Linked DNA regions of Homo sapiens: region 1 is linked to region 2. A link is a loop called in an ENCODE intact Hi-C map of the cell type or tissue named here. Cell type or tissue: breast epithelium. All regions are shown on one strand.

Evidence for each region. Peaks named below come from ENCODE experiments on the same cell type or tissue, not always from the same donor. Only the 100,000 strongest peaks of a DNase experiment are listed, where the experiment ranks them.
Region 1: a loop joins it to region 2, with 17 times the contacts of the local background. A loop is called at or near these places in 1 of 110 quality-filtered maps.

What each region holds. Positions count from the first base shown.
Region 1 is chr6:15,905,905-15,910,904 of GRCh38, forward strand. No RefSeq gene overlaps it. Among named protein-coding and RNA genes, the nearest start is that of LINC02543, 87 kb to the right of the region's middle. RefSeq lists enhancers at 128-307, 2,274-2,568. In breast epithelium, no CTCF peak of the experiment used is centred here; a DNase peak (open chromatin) is centred at 2,377.
Region 2 is chr6:17,712,732-17,717,731 of GRCh38, forward strand. No RefSeq gene overlaps it. Among named protein-coding and RNA genes, the nearest start is that of NUP153-AS1, 8.2 kb to the left of the region's middle. In breast epithelium, no CTCF peak of the experiment used is centred here; no DNase peak of the experiment used is centred here.

The DNA.
Region 1 (5,000 bases), 1.8 Mb before region 2:
GACAGTTATTCCCTGTGACTCACTTTCCTCTTCCTCTTTCTGTTTCTCTCTGTTGCTGTGTCTTTGGTGAAGCAGAGGGTAGAGGACATCATGGGTCAATGAGCTGTGGGTTGGGGCCCAGGACAAGGATAAACATTCCAGATCAAGAGTTGAGTGCTTGTCTCCCACACAGTACTCCCACTCCCTGCTCTGAGGCTACTTGCTGCTATCTTCATTGTGCATGTCAGGCAACGCAAATTCCCCCCATCCCCCATATACTCAGACCTCCAATCATTTGTCAAGTAGCTCATACGATATTATGTCGAGGGCCTGGGGCAGTACTTGCCCATAGCAAGTGCTCAGCTGAAATGCACTGAGGTACATGGCTGGAGCCCTACCCCGATTCTTACTGGATGAAGGCTTCCTCCCTCCCCTTGTTAGGCTGAGCCCCAGGCAACTTTTCCAGAAAGGGTACAGCTGTGGGGACAGGAGGGCATACATGCAGCACCCAGAAATGATTCTATCTTCTCTTCCATCCCTATTAGGCCAATCTTTCAGAATTTATGAAATATCAAGCAATGTAATCAAATGAGGAATCCGTTGCACGCACTGTGGGCCTGAAATACCAAAGGCAGCACAGTGAGGAACAGAAAGGAGGAATGCAATCTGTTTCCAGCAAGTTAAGGTAGAATTGAGCTTGCCTTCCTCCCCCACCTTCTCACTTAGCCTTTCACCAGAAAAATCATGCAATTTCCCCTTCTCTCTAATGTATACTAATGTATGGTATTTGTAGTGGATGAAATTGCCATGCAGGAATTTGGGATGCTGGTATCTGAGGAGGCAGATGTCTTGCGAAAAGGTTACCATGAACCTGTGGGGAGGGGTGTTGCCCACCGCCAGGGATCTACAGCTGAGACTGCTCTGCCTGGGCCTCCCACACGCTGGCTGGCATCTGGCTGGACTGGAACTGTAACCGCCAAATGGGTTCACCTTGCCCGCTGCCTAGACAGAACCAATTTATCAAGACAGGGGAATTACAATAGAGAAAGAGTAATTCACACAGAGCCGGCTGTGTGGGAGTCCAGAATTTTATTATTACTCAAATTAGTCTTCCCGAGCATTCTGGGATCGGATCTTTTAAAGACAACTTGATGGTTGGGCGCGGTGGCTCACACCTGTAATCCCAGCACTTTGGGAGGCCGAGGTGGGTGGATCACCTGAGGTCAGGACTTCGAGACCAGCCTGGCCAACATGGAGAAACCCCATCTCTACTAAAAATACAAAAATAAGCTGGGCGTGGTGACTGCGCCTGCAGTCCCAGCTACTCGGGAGGCTGAGACTGGAGAATCACTTGATCGAGGGAGGCAGAGGTTGCAGTGAGCTGAGATGGCACCACTGCACTCCAGCCTGGGCTACGGAGCAAGACCCTGTCTCAAAAAATAAATAAATAACATAAAGACAACTTGGTGGGTGGGGAGAAGCCAGTGAGCCGGGAGTGCTGATTGGTCAGGTCAGAGATGAAATCGTAGGGAACTGAAGCTGTCCTCTTGTGCTGAGTCAGTTCCTGGGTGGGGGCCACAAGATCAGGTGAGCCAGTTTATCCACCTGGGTGGTGCCAGCTGTGCCAGCTGATCCATCAAGTGCAGGGTCTGCAAAATATCTCAAGCACTGATCTTAGGAGCAGTTTAGGGAGGGTCAGAATCTTGTAGCCTCCAGCTGCATGACTCCTAGACCATAATTTCTAATCTGTGGCTAATCTGTTAGTCCTACAAAGGCAGTCTAGTCCCCAGGCAACAAGGAGGCTTCTTTGGGGAAAGGGCTGTTATCGTCTTTGTTTTAAACTGTAAACTAAGTTCCTCCCCAAATTAGTTCAGCCTATGCCCAGGAATGAACAAGGACAGCTTGACGTTTAGAAGCAAGATGAAGTTGCTTAGGTCGGATCTCTTTCACTGTTTCAGTTACAATTTTGCAATGGCAGTTTCAGAACCACTAACCTTATTTTGGCTCACAAACTTATATATGCTTTTCTGGACTTGCCCTCTCCCTTAGCTATACTTGTTTTTTTCCAAGATACTCGTTTTGACTCAAAAGAAAATTGTAATAGGGAAGAAATCAAATCTTCACCTTACTGCGAGGCAAACAGGAGTTGGAGAGGTTTGAAAGTGTTCTCAATTAGAGGACGGAAAAAAGTGTGACAGGTAGGCCACAGGGAAATGCTTTTCATTTGTTCAGACAGTCACATCAGAAAGAACCAATCTGTTAGAAATACTAAACGGGTATTGGTATGGATTTAGAACAAAGGCTACTGACATAAACATGAGCACGCACATGTCTGCAGTTCTGAGCTGGAAGACACATCTGTTTATTAAGGGCTCAGTCCCCTAGGGGCAGAGATGCCCAGACCGGTTAGACTGGATTGGGAGTCCATTATGGATTGAATCCATTGTGCTTGGGCCACCTGTCTGCTTGTGATAAGAGAGAGGCCCCGGAAGGCGGAAGAATCATCGGTTTCCCTGGTCAGATGAGGCATCAGGGGTGGTTTTTCCAAAGGGAGCTGTGTGGTTTTACTTTCCCCACGTAAGGATTGAAAATCATGTTATTTGCTTCATACTAATATACGTAGGTCTACATATGTGTAAAACCTCATTGAATCTCCTCCGCCAGCCAGTCGGGTGTTAATTGCCATTGACATCATTTCCACTTCACAGATGAGCACACCACAGTCCAGAGAGATTTAGCATCAGGTTATAATGTTTGGTGTTTGGACCCAGATAGTCTGGAGTCAGGAGGCTATGCAGATTAATCCAGTGGGCTCTTTATCACCGAAATAGAGCTCACTCATACATTCCAGAAGTATTTACTGAGATTCTGAGCGCTGGATGCCATTCCTGGTACAGGGTGTTGGGGAGGGAAGATGGGGGACCCAAATGTGAATAATGCTCAGCTCTGGCCTCTGGGAGCCCACCTGCTGCTGCGGAAAACAGCCAATGATAAAATAATGGGTAGGACAGGGAGAGTGGGATGGGATCCCAAGAGATTCTCCTCATTCAGCTGTGGGGTGATGGTATCAAGGAAAGACTTCCTGAGGGAGGTGAATCTCAAAGGATGAAGGGGTTACTGGTGGGCAAAGCACTGGGGATGAACATGCGTGTGGTGGAAGATGCATGTGTGTGTGCGTGTGTGTGTGTGTGTGTGTGAGGTCTGTGTATAGTATGTTAGGTGTGTGGGTGTTTATGTGCGTGTCTCTGAGGAGTATATATGAGGTGTGAGAGACGGGGTGTGTGTGTGGCTATGAAGAAAGTCTATGAGCAAATCTGTATAGCCAGTATAAAGACTTGAAATGTACTAAACGCATAGACATGATAAATATTTGGGTGCTGGAAACCCTAAATGCCCTGACTTATCATTACCGACTATCCATGTAACAAAATTTCACATGTACCCTGTAAATACATTCAAATATAATGCATCAAATCAATCAATCAATAATAGAAGGGTTGTAAAAAAGCAGGGTTCAGGAGCTTGATTGTGGAGAAGCAGGCTGTACTGTGACATTAACTTTCGTGTGAAACTCGTATCAGGAAGATACAGACAGGGATTTTTTCATCTCTGATAATGACAGCTCTGAGCACCTGGAGGGAGGAAGGCCCTAAAGTAATCTCTGTAAATGAGTAGAGGGCTGAAAAGACAAGCAGAATGAGATAGTTAAAGAGGACGATTTAGCCTTTATTGGGTCCCGAGGTTCTAAAGGGCTAGTTAGGGAGAGCATGCTGAGGCTGTCCTTGCAGCAGACCTGATTCAGGGGAAGCTCCCAAAGTCCAAGGGTCGTGGGCAGCAGGCAAGGTGGCTCTGGTGGCAGCAGTCTTGAATTCAAATCCTGCTCCCTCCACCTGTGTGACAATGTGACCTGGGGTAAGTTGTTTACCATTGTGGAGCCTCACTTTGCTCACCTATGAGGCAAAGGTAAAGGCATGGCTTGCAGGTATGTTAGGAAGATAACACGAACTAAAAATATGTGGACCTAGTGCCTTGTGGGCACTCCGTAGAGCAGCTTTCTTTAGGTTCTTAAGTCAGGGCCATAGGAGGGTGGTTTTTCCCGACACTATCAAATACAGTGTCAAAGCATGATATTCCAACACATTGAGCTTTAAAGATCGAATTGGCTATTATTAGCAATTCATAATCCAGGCAGTGTCCAGTCTCTGAAATAGACTGTCAGGAATGGCAGAACAGTGGATTTTTGTAAGGCACCTGAGCGGGAACGAGGAAAACAGCAAAAAGCAGATTGGTCAACATCAGCTGACTCTGGGTTATTTTCCTTGTATGGGTGAAAGGAGATGGGACTTCCTTAACACTGGCTCAGGTTGACTGGGCTTCTTTTGATTAGTTGCTATGAATCTCCTGGGTTGCGTTTGTTTGTTTGTTTGTTTGTTTTGAAAACTGGCCTGTTTGGGTATTTTTCTGTTTTTTAAAATTTCTGTTTGCTTATGTGGCACTTATCATGAGTGATTGCATTTTGGTTTGGTGTGTTGGGGCTTAATGCAGGTGCTCAGTCCAAAACAATGGCCTCTTATAGATTTTATTTAAGGATAGAATAATACAGAGGAAATCTGCCCAGGCAAACAGAGACAGTATATGAATTGTTATTTAAAGGAGCACCTAAATATCTTGGTTTGAGTGCTTTCTGTTTGTGGTTAGAAAACAATTTCAGAGAGAACTGAATCACAACACTAGAGGCACCATAGGTGGTCTCCAGTGCTCTCTATGAGGGTTAAGACATTCTCAAAAGAAATAAATTTTAATTAACTTTAACTTAAATATATCTAGAAATTTCAAAGGACGGTAGGAGTCCAGAGGCACATTGTAAATTTTAATACATTTTATTTTTTTTATTTATTTTCTTTTCGAGATGGAGTCTCACTCTATATACTAGGCTGGAGTGCAATGGCGTGATCTCGGCTCACTGCAACCTCCACCTCCCAGGTTCAAGTGGTTCTCCTGCCTCAGCCTCCTGAGTAGCT
Region 2 (5,000 bases):
CATGAACTACCCAGTTTAAACAAACAGTGACTTTTGGCCTCTTGCTGCTACTCTGACCAGCAAGCACCAGCTGCAGCCCCCGGGAGCTTGTTAGAATAAAGCAGCTCTGCCCATCCCAAGCCAACACAATCAGAATCTACATTTTAACAAGATCACCAGGTGAACTGTATTACATTCTAGGAGCATTGTTTCAAAACCATGCCACCAGAAGTTATTAATCTGAAGTTAGATTAACTTTGAAGGCAAGACAATGAGGTACCTGAAGTTCCCGTAAAGAGCAGGCTTAGGAACTTCTGTTCCTTACTAATCTACAACAATCAACAATTTAAGAATTGATGAACCAACAGCTTATACAACATGTAGTTTTTTTTCCTCTTCTTTATCATTCTGTACCTTTCTCCTTTACCACAAAGTGAGCAGAAATGGAATGAACCATTTTTTAATTATTCTTTCATTAACTTTTTTTTTCCAAAGGAAAAAGGTAATCTAGCAGAAGTTATTAACATCTGAAATGTTAAGGGTCTAAAACTGAGCATTAGTTATGAAATATACTTAAGCATAGATATTTCAAGAACCCCTTGCTAATTCCCATGTATCCTTTTCTTATACAAATTTTCTTTTAGTCACTGCTGGTTGTTTGGTTGGTTGCAAAAGAAAAAGAAAAATTTTATTTTAGAACTAATTCATGAAAAAAAAAAATGGATGTAAAGTAAACCCTAATCCAAGAAGCTATGAGCAGAGATAAATTCCTAAAAGAAATATCAGGCTACTTTCTTAGAATTGCGATGACTTTTCTCATTCCGTTGTAGTCACAAAATCATTTTTAAGGTAGAAAAGCAAGCGGGCACTCTAGGAGGGAATATTCTTAGGCTTGGATTGGCATCTAATATATCTGGAATGCTAGATGAGAATTCAGGCAACTTGGAATAAACTGTAATTTTTCTAAACTGTAAAGGCAGGAATGGTAGCAGCTTTCTACTTGACAAATCATAAAAACAATTAGATTACCTACCTCTAGTAGCTTGACCTCTTTTTTTTTTTTTTTTTTTCAGACGGAGTCTGCCTCTGTCGTCCAGGCTGGAGTGCTGGAGTGCAGTGGCACGATCTCGGCTCACTGCAAGCTCCGCCTCCCGGGTTCACGCCATTCTTCTGCCTCAGCCTCCCGAGTAGCTGGGACTACAGGTGCCCGCCACTATGGCTGGCTAATTTTTTGTATTTTTTTTTTTTTAGTAGAGACGGGGTTTCACTGTGTTAGCCAGGATGGTCTCGATCTCCTGACCTCGTGATCCGCCTGCCTTGGCCTCCCAGAGTGCTGGGATTACAGGCGTGAGCCACCGTGCCCGGCCATAGCTTGACCTCTTAAATAGCTGCTATGAAGCTAAGACAATAATTGGACATAGTATTTTCTCCAAACATTACTTCTGGAAAAGTTCAATTTGATAACAATAATGGATATGTTAGTCTAAAAGTTTCCAGAAGAAGTCATCACAACATGCCTATTGTTCTTAACTCCTGCAATAGAGAAGGCCTAAAAAGCTGTGCAATACAAAAGGTGAAAAATCATATTTAAAAACTTACATACATCACCCCTTGTGTAGGCCAAATAGAAGCATGTTTGCTCATGTGAACAGTTAAACATCAAGGGCAGATAATGAGGTCACTGAAGTTCCTGTAAAGAGCAGGCTTAGGAATTTCTGTTCCTTGCTCATCTACAACAACCAACAATTTAAGTAAGAATTGATGAGCCAGCAGCTTATTGATCATGTAGATTTTTTTTTTCCTTTTACCATTCAGTAACTTTCACTTTTACCACAAAGTGAGCAGAAATGAGATGAACCATTTTTTAATTGTTATTTTCATTAGCTTCTATTTCCAAAGGAAGCTAGGCTACTAGCTGAAATGAAAATCTGGATTTAGCACATCCTTATTCTGTATCATCACAGGTAGCAGAGTTGATTTAACAGAGCAATTACACAAGCATAATGGTTAGTTAAGATGATTTTAAGCCAATATCTATAATCCATGGCCAGTGGCCTCAATGTAGCTTACCTTGTTTGGATCCATTATAATGACAGTAGGATATCATGAGCTACCAAAAGTAGGCTTCTTTAAAACCAAAAAAAAAAAAAAAAAAAAAAACCCAATAAAAAGAACTCTTCAAATATTCTCCAAAGCAAAGATGAGTGAGGTTATATCATTCTACATTTAGTATTAAAAAGGCAGTATCACCAAACAAATTGAAGGCAACTTTGCAGACGTTGAGCAAAACCTACTTAAACAACCACCCCCAACTACAGAAAACTCTCCCCCTCTCCCCATGAAGGTGTAGCTTCCACTATGTACCCATACAATGTGTAGAATAAAAGCATCAAAGCAGACCATAGGCCTCCAAGAAGGCCACAACCAAGCAACAAAGAGCATCAACTAGCCACAGTTAAACCCAAGCCATAACTTAAATGCTTTCAATTAGTAACAGTTACATTTTCTTTTTCACTTGTTTGGTCATAAAATCTTGCCCCTTCAATGAGTCAGCAGTGACTCATAAGCACTTCCTACAAGAAGCACCCGCTTTTAGGCCCATCCCTTCCAGCCGAAGTGCTGAGACCCAGGATTGATTTTAGCTTCATCCTTGCTGATGCTTGAGTTTAATCACTTGTCTCTCTCATACTGGATATCCATGTTGGCCAGCAGTTACTCTGCAAAGTAGTGGTCTGCTGCTGTGCAGTGAGGAGGCAAATCCACAAAGGGGCACCAGGAGTAGTAGACAATTGGGAAGGAAATGCCATTTTTCTCTCTTCGCTCTTGTCCACTATAGCTCTGCCTCTTTGACTCCTCATCATAAGGTCCCAGCCTTTACAACTATGCCTCCTCCTGTACCAGCAGAGTCTCCTCTCAAGGTTTGGTTTTGGTTTACAAACAAAGAGGAACTGACTTTTTGCCTACACCACTAACTTTAGAACACGGTCCTTTGAAAAGTATCCAAAACTGAGGTCGGGAGTTCGAGACCAGCCAGACCAACATGGAGAAACCTCGTCTCTGCTAAAAATACCAAATTAGCCGGGTGTGGTGGCATATGCCTGTAATCACAGCTACTCGGGAGGTTGAGGCAGGAGAATTCCTTGAACCCAGGAGGCGGAGGTTGTGGTAAGCTGAGATCGCACCAATTGCACTCCAACCTGGGCAAAAAGAGCAAAACTCTGTCTCAAAAAAAAAAAGAAAATCCAAAACTGAGATGGAGGGGAAAAAACGCGACAGTTCTGAGAAGCTTTCTGCCTTAATTTCTTTCTTTCTTTCTTTCTTCTTTATTATTATTATTATTTTTTTTTGAGATCGTGTCTTGCTCTGTTGCCCGGGCTAGAGTGCAGTGGTGAGATCTCCGCTCACTGCAACCTCCGCCTCCATAGTTCAAGTGATTCTCCTGCCTCAGCCTCCCAAGTAGCTGGGACTACAGGCACCTGCCACCAAACCCGGCTAATTTTTATATTTTTTAGTAGGAATTGGGATATCCTAATTTCAAGTTAATGAAAAGAACAAGAAAAGTGCAGTGGTTAGTTTTACATGAGATCCAAACAAAACAGGTCAGATCACTTGTTTCAATTTCTCCAGCAATTTTCCACTGAAAACTTCCTATATATGGAAGGAATATAGAAAAAGAAAAGAGGAAATGTTTAAGGAGTGATGTCAGACAAAAGAGAAGGAGGCTGAGACGAGCAAGCAGGGAGGGCAAATTTTAAATTCTGGCAAATAGTCACTGCTAGACATGTCTGAAAATACCATCAAAAATTCTGCCAGGTTCACGGCCAACCTGAACTCACCCTTGGTGTATTTTCCCTCTATAAGGCAGTCTTTTGGGTCCAGATTGGCTCCTTGTTGACCTAAATTCAAAAGCTGTAAAAAAACGAACAAAGGATGAGTGATACCTTGCAGAAATGGTGTTACCGAAACCCAGAGTGTCACTTACTGGCGTCATAAATAATGAAGGACTAATAAATAATACATGGAAAAGAAAAGACCCTCGTCATTGTCACTTCATGTTTTCCTCACATTTTGTATCCATAAAGCCAGGCACAAATTGAATGAATATTTATTGAAAGGATGAATGGACATTTATAGGAGGTTTCACAATTCCTTATTTCCCTCAACAACTTTTATGTTATGCAAATGTTTTCTGTGTTTGAAAAAAAATACTTTAAAATGAAACTTGTTAAAACAATCTTTTATTGCTAGAACACTTGAAATCTCCCTTTTGCTTTTAAACACAATTTACCTGAGACCATGTACTATTTGCAGTATCAGAGGTAAACAGAAAAATCACTTTTTTTTTTTTTTTGAGACGGAGTCTCGCTCTGTCGCCCAGGCTAGAGTGCAGTGGCGCGATCTCAGCTCACTGCAAACTCCGCCTTCCGGGTTCACGCCATTCTCCTGCCTCAGCCTCCCGAGTAGTTGGAACTACAGGTGCCCGCCACCATGCCCGGCTAATTTTTTGTATTTTTAGTAGAGACAGGGTTTCACCGTGTTAGCCAGGATGGTCTCGATCTCCTGACCTAGTGATCCACCCTCATTGGCCTCCCAAAGTGCTGGGATTACAGGCGTGAGCCACCGCGCCTGGCCTCAGAAAAATCACTTTTATGGACTCAGATCAAGATGGTGCTTTCTCTGGGGGATTATGCCAAAATAGGAATGTGACCTGAAGGGAGAAGGAAGTGCACTTTAAAAACAGACCTTCGGCCGGACGCGGTGGCTCACGCCTGTAATCCCAGAACTTTGGGAGGCTGAGGCGGGTGGATCACGAGGTCAAGAGATCAAGACCATCCTGGCCAACATGGTGAAACCCCATCTCTACTAAAAATACAAAAATTAGCTGGGCATGGTGGCACGTGCCTGTAGTCCCAGCTACTTGGGAGGCTGAGGCAGGAGAATCGCTCGAACCTGAGAGGCGGAGGTTGCCATGAGCTAAGATCACACCACTGCACTCCAGCCTGGCGACAGAGTGAGACTCT